5 separate regions of the Homo sapiens genome follow, and all the other regions are linked to region 1. A link is a contact called in ENCODE Hi-C or POLR2A ChIA-PET data. All regions are on one chromosome and are shown on one strand. Each heading gives the region's core, a stretch centred on a gene start or an enhancer-like site at or near the end of the contact. The rest is flanking DNA. Distances are from core to core; before and after follow the strand shown.

What was found. A loop is a pair of places that touch in the nucleus more often than their neighbours do. ChIA-PET counts read pairs that join two places held with the same protein, here RNA polymerase II (POLR2A). Pooled maps may share reads with other maps.
Region 2: a loop to region 1 is called in a map of natural killer cell, with 9 times the contacts of the local background. The contact joins the enhancer-like site here to the promoter of HUWE1 in region 1. A Hi-C loop is called at or near these places in 2 of 168 maps with a recorded cell type or tissue (heart right ventricle and natural killer cell) and 3 of 50 pooled maps. POLR2A ChIA-PET finds 5 or more read pairs at or near these places in 1 of 52 experiments (activated CD4-positive, alpha-beta T cell).
Region 3: a loop to region 1 is called in a map of B cell, with 14 times the contacts of the local background. The contact joins the promoter of HDAC6 here to the promoter of HUWE1 in region 1. A Hi-C loop is called at or near these places in 2 of 168 maps with a recorded cell type or tissue (B cell and ascending aorta) and 9 of 50 pooled maps.
Region 4: a pooled map shows a loop between it and region 1 (4-fold over the local background). The contact joins the promoter of GRIPAP1 here to the promoter of HUWE1 in region 1. A Hi-C loop is called at or near these places in 2 of 50 pooled maps. POLR2A ChIA-PET finds 5 or more read pairs at or near these places in 2 of 52 experiments (activated CD4-positive, alpha-beta T cell and activated T-cell).
Region 5: a loop to region 1 is called in a pooled map, with 21 times the contacts of the local background. The contact joins the enhancer-like site here to the promoter of HUWE1 in region 1. A Hi-C loop is called at or near these places in 5 of 50 pooled maps. POLR2A ChIA-PET finds 5 or more read pairs at or near these places in 2 of 52 experiments (Caco-2 and activated B cell).

Annotation. Positions count from the first base shown.
Region 1 is chrX:53,685,383-53,688,064 of GRCh38, reverse strand. It overlaps HUWE1 (HECT, UBA and WWE domain containing E3 ubiquitin protein ligase 1), which reads left to right and starts at 1,346. Exons shown (of 84, transcript NM_031407.7): 1 at 1,346-1,477; 2 at 1,697-1,795. RefSeq lists silencers at 1,165-1,339, 1,413-1,712 and an enhancer at 1,923-2,002.
Region 2 is chrX:48,711,714-48,714,395 of GRCh38, reverse strand. No RefSeq gene overlaps it. Among named protein-coding and RNA genes, the nearest start is that of SUV39H1, 16 kb to the right of the region's middle. RefSeq lists an enhancer at 1,024-1,318. Within about 2 kb of position 1,360, at least 4 of the 41 ENCODE cell types and tissues checked have a DNase peak (open chromatin) inside an H3K27ac peak, as active enhancers do; they include natural killer cell, where a contact is called at or near this core.
Region 3 is chrX:48,800,765-48,803,446 of GRCh38, reverse strand. It overlaps HDAC6 (histone deacetylase 6), which reads right to left and starts at 1,380. Exons shown (of 29, transcript NM_006044.4): 1 at 1,305-1,380; 2 at 662-784; 3 at 448-576; 4 at 231-319. The coding sequence starts at 754. RefSeq lists enhancers at 729-808, 1,439-1,952, 1,799-2,068, 2,190-2,682 and a cis regulatory region at 2,529-2,682.
Region 4 is chrX:49,000,896-49,003,577 of GRCh38, reverse strand. It overlaps GRIPAP1 (GRIP1 associated protein 1), which reads left to right and starts at 1,314. Exons shown (of 26, transcript NM_020137.5): 1 at 1,314-1,390. The coding sequence starts at 1,349. RefSeq lists an enhancer at 1,196-1,305.
Region 5 is chrX:49,190,355-49,193,036 of GRCh38, reverse strand. It overlaps SYP (synaptophysin), which reads left to right. Exons shown (of 7, transcript NM_003179.3): 6 at 1,274-1,604. The coding sequence ends at 1,600. Among named protein-coding and RNA genes, the nearest start is that of PRICKLE3, 5.3 kb to the right of the region's middle. RefSeq lists an enhancer at 1,805-1,874. Within about 2 kb of position 1,341, at least 25 of the 41 ENCODE cell types and tissues checked have a DNase peak (open chromatin) inside an H3K27ac peak, as active enhancers do.

The DNA.
Region 1 (2,682 bases), core at 97-2,596:
TTGTGTATATGAATGTAAGGGGAACTTTAAATTTATCCGTGTTTTACAATAATCATGTGTAATTAGGAAACCAATTTTAAAATGAAAAAAGAACAACCGAAGTTAATTACATGCTAAAGAAAGTATAGCTTCATGTTGCCACTAAATGTTACAGATGGGCCGGGTCTTTCGCCTGTAATCCCAGCGCTTTGGGAGGCCGAGGCGGGTGAACTGCTTGAGCCTAAGAGTTTGAGACCAGCCTGGCAACATAGTGAGACCCCGCCTCTACAAAAAATAAAAAGTTATCCAGGCGTGGTGGCGCATACCTGGAGGCCCAGCTACTTGGGAGACTGTAGGCAGGCAGGAGGATCCTTGAGCCCAGGAGGTCGAGGCTGCAGTGAGTCGTGACCGTGCCACTGCACTTCACCCTGGGTGACAGAGTGATGCTTTGTCTCAAAAAAAAAAAATTGTAAAAATATTCAATGAAACAGTGTATCTCGAAGGGGCCCTGTACATCTCCTGAGATCATATACAAAATTTTATGTGTAAGTATATATTGGGGTGGGGGACCCATTCATTAGATTCTCAATTCGAGGGATGAACCACTGCTCTGGAGGGCTGGAATTAGAGAAGTGGAGGGTATAATCACAGTTTTTATTTCCTCGATGTCTCAGGAGTTCTTTTAATAGTGCTTTTGTCTTTAAATACTAAATTAATACATACTTTTTATTAAAAATTGAAACCTTATCGAAGTAGCTAGAGTTCCAAGTCAAAGTTCTTCGCCCCTCCAATGTCGTCCGCAGCCCACAATAATTAAGTAGGGTTAACAGGTGATCTCCCACCAGGTCCTTTTTATTCCCATGTATTTACAGATGCAGATCCTCTACAGGATCCTTGTCAATCGCACTGCCGTTCCAAATAATTAAAGGAGGAAAAAAGAATGTTTATTGAGGGCTTACTATGTGCCTGAAGTGTTTTAAGGGTTTGCTCGCGTGAACTCTGGGTGGTCGGCTTCCCACGTCGTCTCCCACCCTCCGCTCTGGGTCCAGCCTTGCCCTCTTGCCCCACACTCCCCATTCTTCACAAGGCATCTGGCGAGGTCGTTAATTTTTAAAGGTAAATCAGATCAAATCATGTTCCCTTCCGCGGCTTCCACCGTGCCTCGAATCAAATCCCAATTCTTAGCGACCCTATCATCCTCTATGGTTGCATTTACTGGGCCTTGGGTAGCTCAGGCGCGGTCCCCTGCAAGGGACCCGACTTCACCGCGGAGGGAGCTCCCTCCCGAGGGGCAGGGGCGGGGCTTCGCTTGCGGTGGGTGGAGCCCCAAATCGAGTTTGAGCTGAGCCGAAGCGAGGAGGCTTTCGACTGAGGGCTAGCGAGGGGAGCAGGGCTGGAGCAGGGCTGGAGCAGGGCTGGAGCAGGGCTGAAGCAGGGCTGAAGCAGGGCCGCGGACCCCGCACGCTCCTGCGGGCCCCGCGGAGCCATTGCGGCCGAGGTGAGCGTCTATCCCTGGGCTGGAGGGCGAGCTCTGTACGCGCGGCCGTTCTCGGTTTCTCGCGGGTGGCAGTGGCGAGGTTGGGGGGGGAGTTCCCACGGGACCCTGCGCGGAGGCGCGGAGGTGGCGGCCTTGGGGAGCCTGCGGGAAAGGCTGCTGGAGGGGCAGGGCGGCCTGCCCCAACCCTCCCTGAACCCCGCCTCCTCTCCCCTCCCCCAGGCCTCGGCAGGCGCCAGCGGAGAGCTAGCCGCATCTTCGGGGGCAGCCCGGCAGCTGCCGGCGGCGCGGCGAGAGAGCGGCTGACAGAGGGGATGCGAGGTACCGGCATTAGCCATGGCCAAGTGGCCCTAAAGAGAGAGTAGAGGCCGGGCCTTCAGCGTTTCTCACTGGTTCGAGGAAGGCGGCCTCAGAGGAGAGGGAAGGTGAGGGGCGGGCAGGCAGGCTTCGCGGGTAACTACTAGGCGTTGCATATATATGTTTTGATATCTAAATGGTACTACACACACACACACATTCATTTCGACTAACTGCTTGTTTAAAAATCTGAGAATATGTCTTGTAGATCTTCTTATATCCGGGAATCCAAATTTATGTTGGGTTTTAAACAGCTGCATTGTATGATTGTACTACAGTTTATTTAACCATTTCCCGATTGATATACATTAGCTTGTTTCTCTGTTGGGGGAGGGAGGGGACTATTACAAGCAATGCCATAATGAATGGGTTTGTGTATATGTATCATGCCATGTATGAGTATTTCTGTAGGAGAAATTCTTAGAAGAGTAACCGCTGGGTCAGGGTGTATATGCATTTTGAATTTTGATAGATTTGTCCAAATTGCCTTCCCAAAAGCCTGTACTAATTTACACTCTTTAATGTTGTGCGAGAGTGCCTATTTTTCCACAGTTATGCCAACACGTATTATCAATCTTTGTAATTTTAGCCAATTTAAAGGGCAAAAAAATCGTATGTCATTGTTTTCATTTGCATTTCCCTGATTACTGGCGAAATTGATCATATTTTTGTTTGTAAATAGGCAAATATCAATAGTTTATATAGGCAGTTTTCCTATCTATAAGCAATAAGCATTTTGAAATTTTAATAATAAAAAACCTGTTCGCAATAGCAAGAGAAACGAATAAAAATACCTAGAAGTAAACTATAAAACTTTATTGACGAATACCATAAAAGAACATCTGCATGAA
Region 2 (2,682 bases), core at 111-2,610, 5.0 Mb after region 1:
GGTTTATGATCTCTGATCCTTTGTGGGTTTATATTTTAGGATGTGAAGTCTCTATTGTGACTGTGGGTGTGTGTCCCAAGACGTAAATTCTCTGGCCTCTTTTTGGGTTTATGTTCCAGGATGACAGGCTCTATGTGTATTTCTAGCCTGCAAGGTCTATTACTTATTTGTGGGTGTAAGTCCAAGGGTATGAATTCTCTGATCTCTTTGAGGGTCAGCGTACCAGAATGTCAAGTCTAGTTTGGTTATGGGTGTATGTCAAGATGTGAGCTCTCTGATCTCCTTGTGGTTGTATGTCTCAGGATGTGAGGGTTCTGATCTGTTCCTGTATGTTTGTCAACAGTGTGTAATCTCTGATCTGTTTGTGGCTCTGTGTCCCAGGTTGTGAGGTTCTGACCTGTCTTTCTTTCTTTGTCCCAGCATGCGAGATCTCTGAGGTGTTTGGGTTTATGTCCCAGGAATTGAGTCTCTGGTCTCTTTGTGAGTGTGTGCCTCAAGTAATATGTGAGGTCCCTGATGTAGTCTTTGGTTTATTTCCCAAGGTGTGAGTGCTCTGATCTATTCATGGGTATATGTCCTGGCATGTGAAGTGTCTGGTATTTTTATGTGTATATGTCTCAGGGACTGAGTTCTGTGATCTGTTTGTGGGTATAAGGCCCCAGATGTTAGTTCTCTGAAATATTTGTGGGTGTATATCTCAGCTTGTGTGGTTTTTGATCTTTCTGTGAGTATGTCACAGGATGTGAGGTCCCCGTTCTTTTTGGGTGTGTGTTTCCTAGAATTTGGATTTTCTGAGCTGTGTGTGTGTGTGTGTGTGTGTGTGCGCGCGCGCGCGCACATGTCACAGGGTTGAGGTCCCTGGTCTGTTTGTTGGTGTATGTCCAGGATGTGAGTTCTCTGATCTCTTTGGGTGTGTACGTCCCACAATTTGAGGCCTCTGAATTAGTTGATACTCTGCATCCAGCATATTAATTCTCTGAAATATATTTTGGGGTCTATACCCTAAGTCTCAGAAGGATTCTGAATCCTGAATGCGAGGGTTCTGCGCTTTTTCTGGTCTACATTCCAGGGGGGTGAGTTCACTGGGCTGTTTTGCGGACTGTGTTTACCTTGTGAGGTCTCTGAGCTGTTTGTCCACTGGTGTCCTAGGATACGTGGTCCCTGAGCTCTTTTGGTTTCAAAGTCCCTTGACCTGTTTGGGATATATTTTCAGGCGTGAAGTCTCTGTTCCTTTTCAGAGGGCTCAGTCCCGGGGTTTGATATATCTGACTCATTAGGGGTTTGTTCCAGGGTTAAGGTCTCTGAGCTTGTAATGGGTGTGTGTGCGCCAGTGAGTGAGTTTTCTGAGTTGTTTGAAGGTCTATAGGTGTGAAATTTCTTAACTCTCTGGTGGTTCCTGTGCAGAGTATGATGTCTCTGAACTATTTAGCAGTCTCTCTTTTCAGGTGTGAGGTGTTTGTACCCTTGTATGAGAACTCTGATGTATTTGAGTATCACCGCCAAACTGTTTTGAGCCAATGTCCCAACAAATGAGTTATCTGTGATGCCGTGGGTTTTGTCCTAGGGTTGATTTTCCTGAGCAGTTTCAGGATCTGTTTCCAGAGTCTGATGTCTTTGTACTAATAATGTCTTTTTACTGTTTCAAGCCTCTGGAGTGCTTCACCCTCTGTGTCCCAAAGTGTCAGATCTCTGATCTCTGTATTCCTTGGTGTTGAGGTCCCTCAACTGTTATGTTTCCAAGAGTGAGACAGTTCCTGTTGAGGGAGTCTCAGTCCCAGGGTATGAGGTCTGTGACTTATTAGGGGTCTGGTTCTAGGGTTTGGGGTCTCTGAGCAGTTTGGGGTTCTGTTATCAGTTTCTGACGTCTCTCTAGTATTTGGGGGTCTATGCCCGGGTTGTATGTCACTGGGTCACTCGGCTGTTAAGGGGTCTGTATCCTAGGGTGTAAAGTTTGTCAACTCTGAGCATTTTTGCATTGTCTGTCTGCTGTGTGAGGTCTTTGGCATGTTTGTGGGTTTACTTTTCAGGTTGTGAGGTTAACTCTTTGAGGGTTTGTGTCCCATAATATGAGGTGCTTGAGCTGTGCGGGCATACTTAGCCAGGATGTGATATCTCTGAACTGTTTTCATGTCTGTCTCCCAGGTTAGAAGTTCTCTGAGTCATTTGGGAGCCTGTGTCCACAATGTGAGGTCCTAAGCCGTTTTGGGTCTGTGTTCCAGTTATGAAGTGTCTCTACTGTTTGTGGCCAACTTTGCACAAAGGTTTCAAAGCTGTTTGGTGATCTGTGTCCATGACTATCAGCCATCTGAAATCTTTCCGGATAAGGACAAAGGGCAAGTTCCATGAATGGTTTTGAGGACTGAGTCCAGGATGTGATATTCCTTAAGCATTTAGAGGTCTGCGTTTAGAGTGGGAAGACTCCGAACTGTTTGGGGGTCTGAGCCTAGGATATGAGGTTTCTAAGCTGTTTGGGGTCCGTGTCCAGGGGGTGTGATCTCAGTTCCTCAGGGTTTTTGTCATAGGGTGTGAAGTCTTTAAGCTCTATAGAGGGTTTATGTCCACACTTTCAGGTCTGTGGGGCCTCTGAGCTGTTTGGGGATCTGTCTCGGTGTATAAAGGCTGTGAGCTATTTTGGGGAACTCTATGTCCAGTATATGACATCTCTGAACAGGAATCTGTGTC
Region 3 (2,682 bases), core at 131-2,630, 4.9 Mb after region 1:
ACCCCTGTCTGTTGTTTGGTACATTTGTATCACCAACTCTTGGCACACAATAGGCACTCAATAAATGTTTGTTAGCTACATAAAAGAACCCTTTCAAGTGTGAGCCCTACCTCCCCAAATCATCTGCTTCCAGTATCCAGGCTGGGGTAAGAAAAGATTTATTCTTGCTAATGGGCTCTAAGTGTGTGTATTTTTGTGGTTTGGAGACAGCCTGGAGGACCCAGCCTCACCTGTCATCCCAGAGGCAATGGAATTCATTTAACTGCTCATCCAACACCAAGCCAGTGCCAGCCAGTGCTTCAGCCTCAAGGTTCAGATCCTGCAGAGGAAAAAAAAAAGGAGACACAGATCCATTTTAGGCCCTGAGTCAGAGGGAACTGTCCAGGGTGGGGAACCTTTGGGTTTTGATTGTCATACGAGGCTAAACTGCAGCCAGGCCCTGCTCACCATCCCTTGCAGTCCCACGATTAGGTCTTCTTCCATTGCTTGGCCGAGCTTCTTCATTTTGCCTTTCTTCTTTACCTCCGCTAGATTGGGGATAGAGCGGGGAACGGCTCCCTTTTTAATATTTCGCTTCTGTGAATCAGAGAGAAGGGTCAGAGTCCAGGGCATGACCAACTTGCTCCCTCTCCCCCTCATCAGGGCGGGTCTAGGGCCTCACCGAAGTGACACTGGAGTCCTGAGGGGGCGACTGGGGGTTCTGCCTACTTCTTCGCTGCCTGGTTGTGGTGGAATCCTGGCCGGTTGAGGTCATAGTTGAGGAGGCTTGGCCCCTGCCGCGGTTCTGGGGGTGGGGGGAGGAGCGTGGGTATGTGAGGGGGCTAGTGTGCCCTGAGGACCCCACCTCTCTGCCCTTTTCCAGGCTCCGCCCCCTCTATTAGATTCCATTCCTTACGCGATCTGATTCTCCACAGCCTTCCAAACTCCGCCTCTCTCAGGCCTTCTCCCTCCACTCAGGTGGCCATTCTACCCGGCCCCGCCCGGCCCGCTAGACTCCACCCCTTTTACACGATTCTCTTTCCCTGGTCTTGCCCTTTCACGGAGCAATGAGCCCCCGGGCTCACACAGTCCGTCTTAGGGCCTGCCCTTTCCAACCAATCACCGCCCCTTCTACTCTCCTAAGCCCCATTCCCAGACCCTCTAAGCCCAGCCCAGACCCCATTCCTTCACGAACCTGCCCTTTCGGCCTATCTCCCGGGATAATCACCCACCCTTTCACTCAGCCGGCCCCGGCCCCGACCCCGGTTTCGACTCCACCCTTAACGATTCACTTAACTCCACCCCTTATCGGGCCGGACCGGTACCTTCCACTCCGCCAGATCCCGCCCCTAGCGTTTCAACCAGCCCCGCTCCTCAGGGGACTGCCCCGTTCCTTCAACCAGCTCCACCCCCTGCCCAGACCCGACCGCTAACGTTTCGCTAACCCTCTTCAGCCAGTCCCTAGCCGCCTTCGGTCGGCCTCCGCCCCCTTCCCGCCTCCGCCGTCGACGCGCTGTACTCACCGCTCCACTCATTGGACGCAGCCCCTTTCTCAAACTCCGCCCTTGGCTCGCTCCACCAAGTTTCTGGCGACCTGTGGGGACGCGAGCGCTCAGGCTTTTCTTTTCCATTGGGCCTCGTCTCTCGACTGCCCGCCCAGATCCCGCCTCCAGAGGGGACCGTGCCTCAAGGCCGCGCCCCTCGCGCGAGCCACACCTCTCGCGAGCTCACAAGCGGCGGGGCGGTGCGTCGGCGTGCTACGCCAGCTGGGCTGAGCCACACCGCGAGCTCACAGGCGACGGGGCGGTGCGTCGGCGTGCTACGCCAGCTGTGCTGCGCCTACGTAAAAGGCAGGCGCCGGCGGTTCCCGACAGGGCTGCGGTGCAAGCTTTTTCTTGCCTCGGCTATCGTCGCTGTCGTCCCGGATGCCATAGCCGCCGCCCCTCCGTCCCTGTCCAGTCACTTAGGAGCCCTTCGGGTCGGCGGTGTCTGGAGAGCAAGCAAGGAAGCGAGGGAATTAGGAAGGGGCATCTTACCTTTTCCCCGCGACTTCCCGCGCGACGCGCCGTGATGACGTAGCGCGGGCGGGCTGGTTGTGGCTGGGCCGAGAGCGAGGTTGCCACTGGACGTTGGTGGTGGCGGCCAAAATAGGCGTGGTGACGATGCTAAATGTGAGGATTTTCCGAGTTAATATTCACTATGGTGGTACACAGGAAACACTGGCCGAATATTAGCTATTAATATTCTGCCGCAATATTCTGAGTGGAAGGAGTCTTAGTGGGGGCAGGGAATGGTAATGATAGCAAGTATTATGTGACAGGCATCGTTGTAAACCACAATTCTATGAGGTAGTTCCCATTATTAAGGCTGCTTTGCAGATAAGGAAACTGAGGTTACGGGACTTAACCATGTGACTTTGGGCAAGTTGCTGAACAGTTCTGTGCTCCGTTTCCTCATCTGGAAAGTTGTGATAATAATAGTGCCCAGGGCCAGAATGGCCTTGAGGATGGGAGTTCTCATGGGCAGCAGCTCTCCCTATCTGCCCCCTCCAACGGGTAACCACTGCTCCCAAGCAGTAATAGAAAGTGTGTGTGCGTCTGGGGAGCTGTCCCTAGGCACCCCCTCTCCCCCGCAACTCCCACTCCATGTCTAAATGTCAGCTCTGCAGGAGGCCGGTTTGTCCTCCTAATCTCCCTGTCTCAT
Region 4 (2,682 bases), core at 65-2,564, 4.7 Mb after region 1:
CTCACCGCAACCTCTGCCTGGCGGGTTCAAGCGATTCTCGTGCCTCAGCCTTCCGAGTAGCTGGGATTACAGGCGCCCACCACCACACCCGGCCAATTTTTGTGTTTTTAGTAGAGATGGGGTTTCACCATGTTGGCCAGGTTAGTCTCGAACTCCTGACCGCAAGTGAACAGCCCTCCTTGGCCTCCCAAAGTGCTGGGATTACAGGCGTGAGCCACCGCGCCCGGCCCTGCTGGAAATATTTTTCCACAGCAGGGAAATCATTAAATTCTACGAAAATAAGAAGGCTGGGCGCGGTGGCTCACGCCTTAATCCCAGCACTCTGGGAGGCCGAGGCGGGCGGACTACCTGAGGTCGGGAGTTCGAGACCGGCCTGACCAATATGGAGAAACCCCGTCTCTACTAAAAAAAAAAAAAAAAATTACCCGGACGAGGTGGCGGGCGCCTGTAATCCCAGCTACTCGGGAGGCTGAGGCAGGAGAATCGCTTGAACTCGCCAAGCGGAGGTTGCTGTGATCGGATATCGTGCCACTGCACTCCAGCCTGGGCAACAAAAGTGAAACTCCGTCTCAAAAAAGAAAAACAACAACAACAACAACAACAAAAACAGAAAGAAAAAAGAAAATAAGAAAAAAACTACACTGAGATACCATTTCTTACTCTCAGATCGGTGAGGGTTATAGTGAATTCTAATACTTGAATGAGCCTGGTGTTTCACCACCCTGGTTTGTTTTTTGTTTTTGTTTTGTTTTAATGTAGCTTTTTCGTTTGATTCACTGTCACTCTTTCCACTCTGCTATTTTTATTGGTGGCTAAGTCCTTTACCTAACGTGACATGCAGTATCATGATAACAAAATAAGTGTCAAACCTTAAAAAAAAAAAAAAAAAAAAAGGCCAAAGGCTTTACAAGAGGTGGGATTCCCCTTTGGGGTCTCCCGGAGGAGGGGCGGGAACAAGACCAGAGCGAAGCTTCCGCTTTCATTTCTATGGTTATTAAGTTACCCATTCTCATTAAAGGAATACCGCGGAAGGGTGATTTTCTGTCGGCAAAGACTTCCCTAGCGACGAGTCCACCCATGAAACGGGGATGTAATAATGTCGTATCACAATGGGTGGCCTAGAAGAGTCCAAAAGCCAATCAGATGACTTACATTCGGGTAGAACGTTGTATTACAGTTCACCTGACTCGTCGGTTTCGTTCTCTTCTCTGCGTCTCCAAAATGCTGCCCTTCGGAATTAGGTTCTACCCCCTCCATTCCTGGCCAGTGGTTTGGTCCGACCTTAATACTGCCAGGAGGCGCGAGCTGCGTCTGCGCAGAAAGCTGGCGGGGGGGTGGGGGGAGGAACATGGCGCAAGCTCTGTCTGAGGAGGAGTTTCAGCGGATGCAGGTGCCGCTCGCGGTGGGAAAGACCACCCGGCTAGGCGACCGGGGGCGGGGTAGCGAGAGGTCGTGCTATCAGCTCTGAGAAGGGGTTGGTTGGGATGGACCCTGAGTTTATGGGGTGGGTCTGGAGAAGGGAAACTGAGGCTCGGAGTGGTGAGACTATTGGATTCCGAGATACTCTGCGGCTTTGAAGGTTGGACTCTGTTAGCATTGTGGGCTGGGAGAGCGCCATTAAGTAGGCGGTACCTTACTCAGACCTGGAGGGGACGAGACTTTTGGGCCCGTGCAGGGGACACCGTCGGCGGGTGATGATAATGGGCTTTGAGGGAAGGAGATCCTGAGAAGGCGAAACCATTTTGTCTGGAGAGGAAGGAAGCGGGTGTTGGGTCGTTTGCGTCATGGTGGTGGGAGCCCTTGAGAGGGCAGAACCATTAGCGGGTGGGAGGTGGTAAGTTTTGGGGGAGATACCACTGTGCCCGGGGATTGGGGAAAGACCCCAGATGTTGTCATTGTTCCTGGGAGGTGGAGATCCTGTGCCATTGGTGGTTGGTAGTGCATCCTAAGAGGGGGCGGCACCATTGGATGATTAAGGGTGATCCCATTAGGCCTGGGGTGAAGAAGGCCATGAATGGGTAATACCATTAATCCCATTAACTGGGGGGAGGACCAGAGGGGTAAAAGATTGATACCTTGGACTACAAGGAGGGAAGATCACTGGGCTTTGGGGAGGTACCCCCACTTGATTCTTTTGGGGGGACTCTGAGATGCAATGAAAGGCCATAGCATTGCACTATGAATGGGCCCTTGTTGAGAGGGTTCCTCACTGGGGGGGGGGTCTGAACAGGGTCCTGCATGGGGAGGGGAGGAACTCTGAGGGAGGACAGGTAATCCAATTGGTCCTTGAATGAGGGAAACCAGCTGTCCCTGTGTGAGGGACACTGAGAATGGAAGGGCGAGTTGATTAACCCATGAATGGGGAAGACCACTGTCATCTGAAAGGGATTCTAAGTGAGTAAGAGTCATCCAACTGGCCTACCCAAGGCCTTGTAGAGGCCTACCCTGAAGGGTGTAGGGCCATTCCCAATGGATCATGACTGGGGAGATCTTGAGGGGAGTGGGAATACCCTTGAATGAGGAACATTGATCCCACTGGGCCATGAATGAGGGAGAACTACTGGGCTTTGTTGGGGGGCAAGTCTCGGGGGGTACAAAGGATATTCCACTTGGACCAGTACTTGGAGAGACAGATCACTGGGTCCTGGAGAGGACAGGAGTAGGAAAGATTCTGTGAAGGCC
Region 5 (2,682 bases), core at 92-2,591, 4.5 Mb after region 1:
GCCTAGACATGTAAAATAAGCAACTCAGCACCCTCTTGGGACCTCAGTTTCCTCATGTGCAAAATGAAGGAAAAACTTGAAATGTTTCCCCACTTGGATGCCCCCTACTGGCTGGAGTCAGACTGTCTGCGCTCAAATCCCAGCTCTACCTCTTGCAAGCTCCCTGACCTGAAACTAGTCACAGCCTCTCAAGGTTCAGTTGAGCATGCATAATCGAAGACTAATAATAGGTCCTGCTCCAAAGTTGAGTATTTATTGAACTAAGAATACGGAGTGCTCAGAAAAGGGCCTGGCACAAGGTAAGTCGTATACAAGGGTTACAGATGCTAAGATTACAACTTTTCTTTCCTGTCACTTGCTGGATGTGAGACTTCAGGTAACTTAGCCTCTAGGGCCTCAGTTTCCTCAACTGTAAAATGGAGATAGTATTTCCTGCCCAAAACTGAATTTTAAGTGAGCTTATAACATGTAAAGCTCTTAGAAGAGGGCTTGGCATATAAGGAAAGGTACAGAAAGTGTTTTATGTCTTAAAATTACTTTATGTGGCCGGGTGCGGTAGCTCACGCCAGTAATCCCAGCACTATGGGAGGCCGAGGCGGGCAGATCACCTGAGGTCGGGAGTTCAAGACCAGCCTGACCAACATGGAGAAACCCCATCTCTACTAAAAATACAAAATTAGCTGGTGTGGTGGTGCATGCCTGTAATCCCAGCTACTCGGGAGGCTGAGGCAGGAGAATTGCTTGAACCCGGGAGGCGAAGGTTGTGGTGAGCCGAGATCGTGCCATTGCACTCCCGCCTGGGCAACAAGAGCGAAACTCCATCTCAAAAAAAAAATTATGCAAGTTTCATATATCTTATACATGTGCACTTATACATATATTTTATCTACATTTATTTAGATGCATGTTAGTGGTATAGCTATATTTAATAAGTTTGTATCCTTACATTTTACTATGAATATATTACAAATTTACATTTTAAACATGCATAAATGTGTATATAATGTGTATATGTGCAAATATGTAAATAATTGTATATGTAATACTGATAGATCGCAGCATCCCCAGGGCTCCAAATTCTTCTAACACGCCCACCCCGCCAGAGGTGATTTTTCTGCACATCGACGTTCTCGCACTGGGACTCAGAGAGTCTGGGTTTCAGAAACCCCCACCTTGCGGAGCCTACGGATTCATTCCCCGCATGCTCATTCCTGCACGCAGGGCCGCCAAGGCAATGGGCGGGGTACCACAGCCGAGCCTTGTCTCCCTGCAGGTGTTCGGCTTCCTGAACCTGGTGCTCTGGGTCGGCAACCTGTGGTTCGTGTTTAAGGAGACAGGCTGGGCCGCCCCGTTCCTGCGCGCGCCTCCCGGCGCCCCCGAGAAACAACCGGCACCCGGGGACGCCTACGGCGATGCAGGCTACGGGCAGGGCCCCGGCGGGTACGGGCCCCAGGATTCCTACGGGCCTCAGGGCGGCTACCAGCCTGACTATGGTCAACCAGCCGGCAGCGGTGGCAGTGGCTACGGGCCTCAGGGCGACTATGGGCAGCAAGGCTACGGCCCGCAGGGTGCACCCACCTCCTTCTCCAATCAGATGTAGTCTGGTGAGTGACCGGCGAGCGGTGCGGCCAAGGAGGGTACAAGGAAGGAGACGAGCGGGTCAGTGAACCAATAAGAGTCAGGGGTAGAGAGTACGTAAGGCGTTTACTGGGGCAAGTAAGGACTGAAGTTTGAAGGAGCCAATCAAGAGGCAGAACTACCTGCTAAGAGCTGAAAAACTAGCTAATGAATGGAGAAAAGAAGAATGGTGCTTCAAGATGGACAGAATGAAGAGCCAATGGGAGGGAGGTAGAAGGGCAACTCGGCGGAAAGGCGGGGGGAGAGAAGCAGAGCAACCAATAAAGGGAGGGAATATCGGGGGACTTGCGCAGTGGCGAATCAGCGGAGCGCAAGAGCCACGGAAGCGACGAGGAGGTGGGTCTTAGAAGTGACTGATAAGCCAATAGGTGATAAGGCCAATAGATGGTGAGGGTAAATGGGCGTGGATCTTGAAGGTCAGACGAGCTCACCAATCCGGGAGGAGGGGATAGATCTGCCGCCTCTCCCCAACGCTGGAGGGGAGGGAAGTAGTGTGGAATTTCAAAGGAGGAAGAGGGATAGGGTGGGGTCCTGGAAAGGTTTGCCGGCCTTCTTGCTGGGCCTTAAAAGAGAAGTGAGGGTCGGGGCTTGGTGGCTCATGCCTGTAATCTCAGCACTTTGGGAGACCGAGGCGGGCGGGCCGCTTGAGCCCAAGAGTTCGAGACCAGCCTGGGCAACATGATGAAATCCCACCTCTACAAAAAATACAAAAATTAGCCGGGCGTGGTGGCATGCATCTGTGGACCCATCTACTCAGGAGGCTGAAGTGGGAGGATCACTTAAGCCCAGGAGGTTGAGGCTGCCGTGAGCTATGATCCTGCCACTGCACTCCAGCCTGGGCAACAGAGCGAGACCTTGTCTCAAAAAAAAAAAAAAAATGGAAAGAAAGAAAGGAAGAAAAAAAGAAAGAAAGAAAAGAGGCCAGGTGAGGTGGCTCATGCCTGTAATCCCAGCACTTTGGGAGACCAAGGTGGGCAGATCACCTGAGGTCAGGAGTTCGAGACTAGCCTGGCCAACACGGTGAAACCCCGTCTCTACTAAACA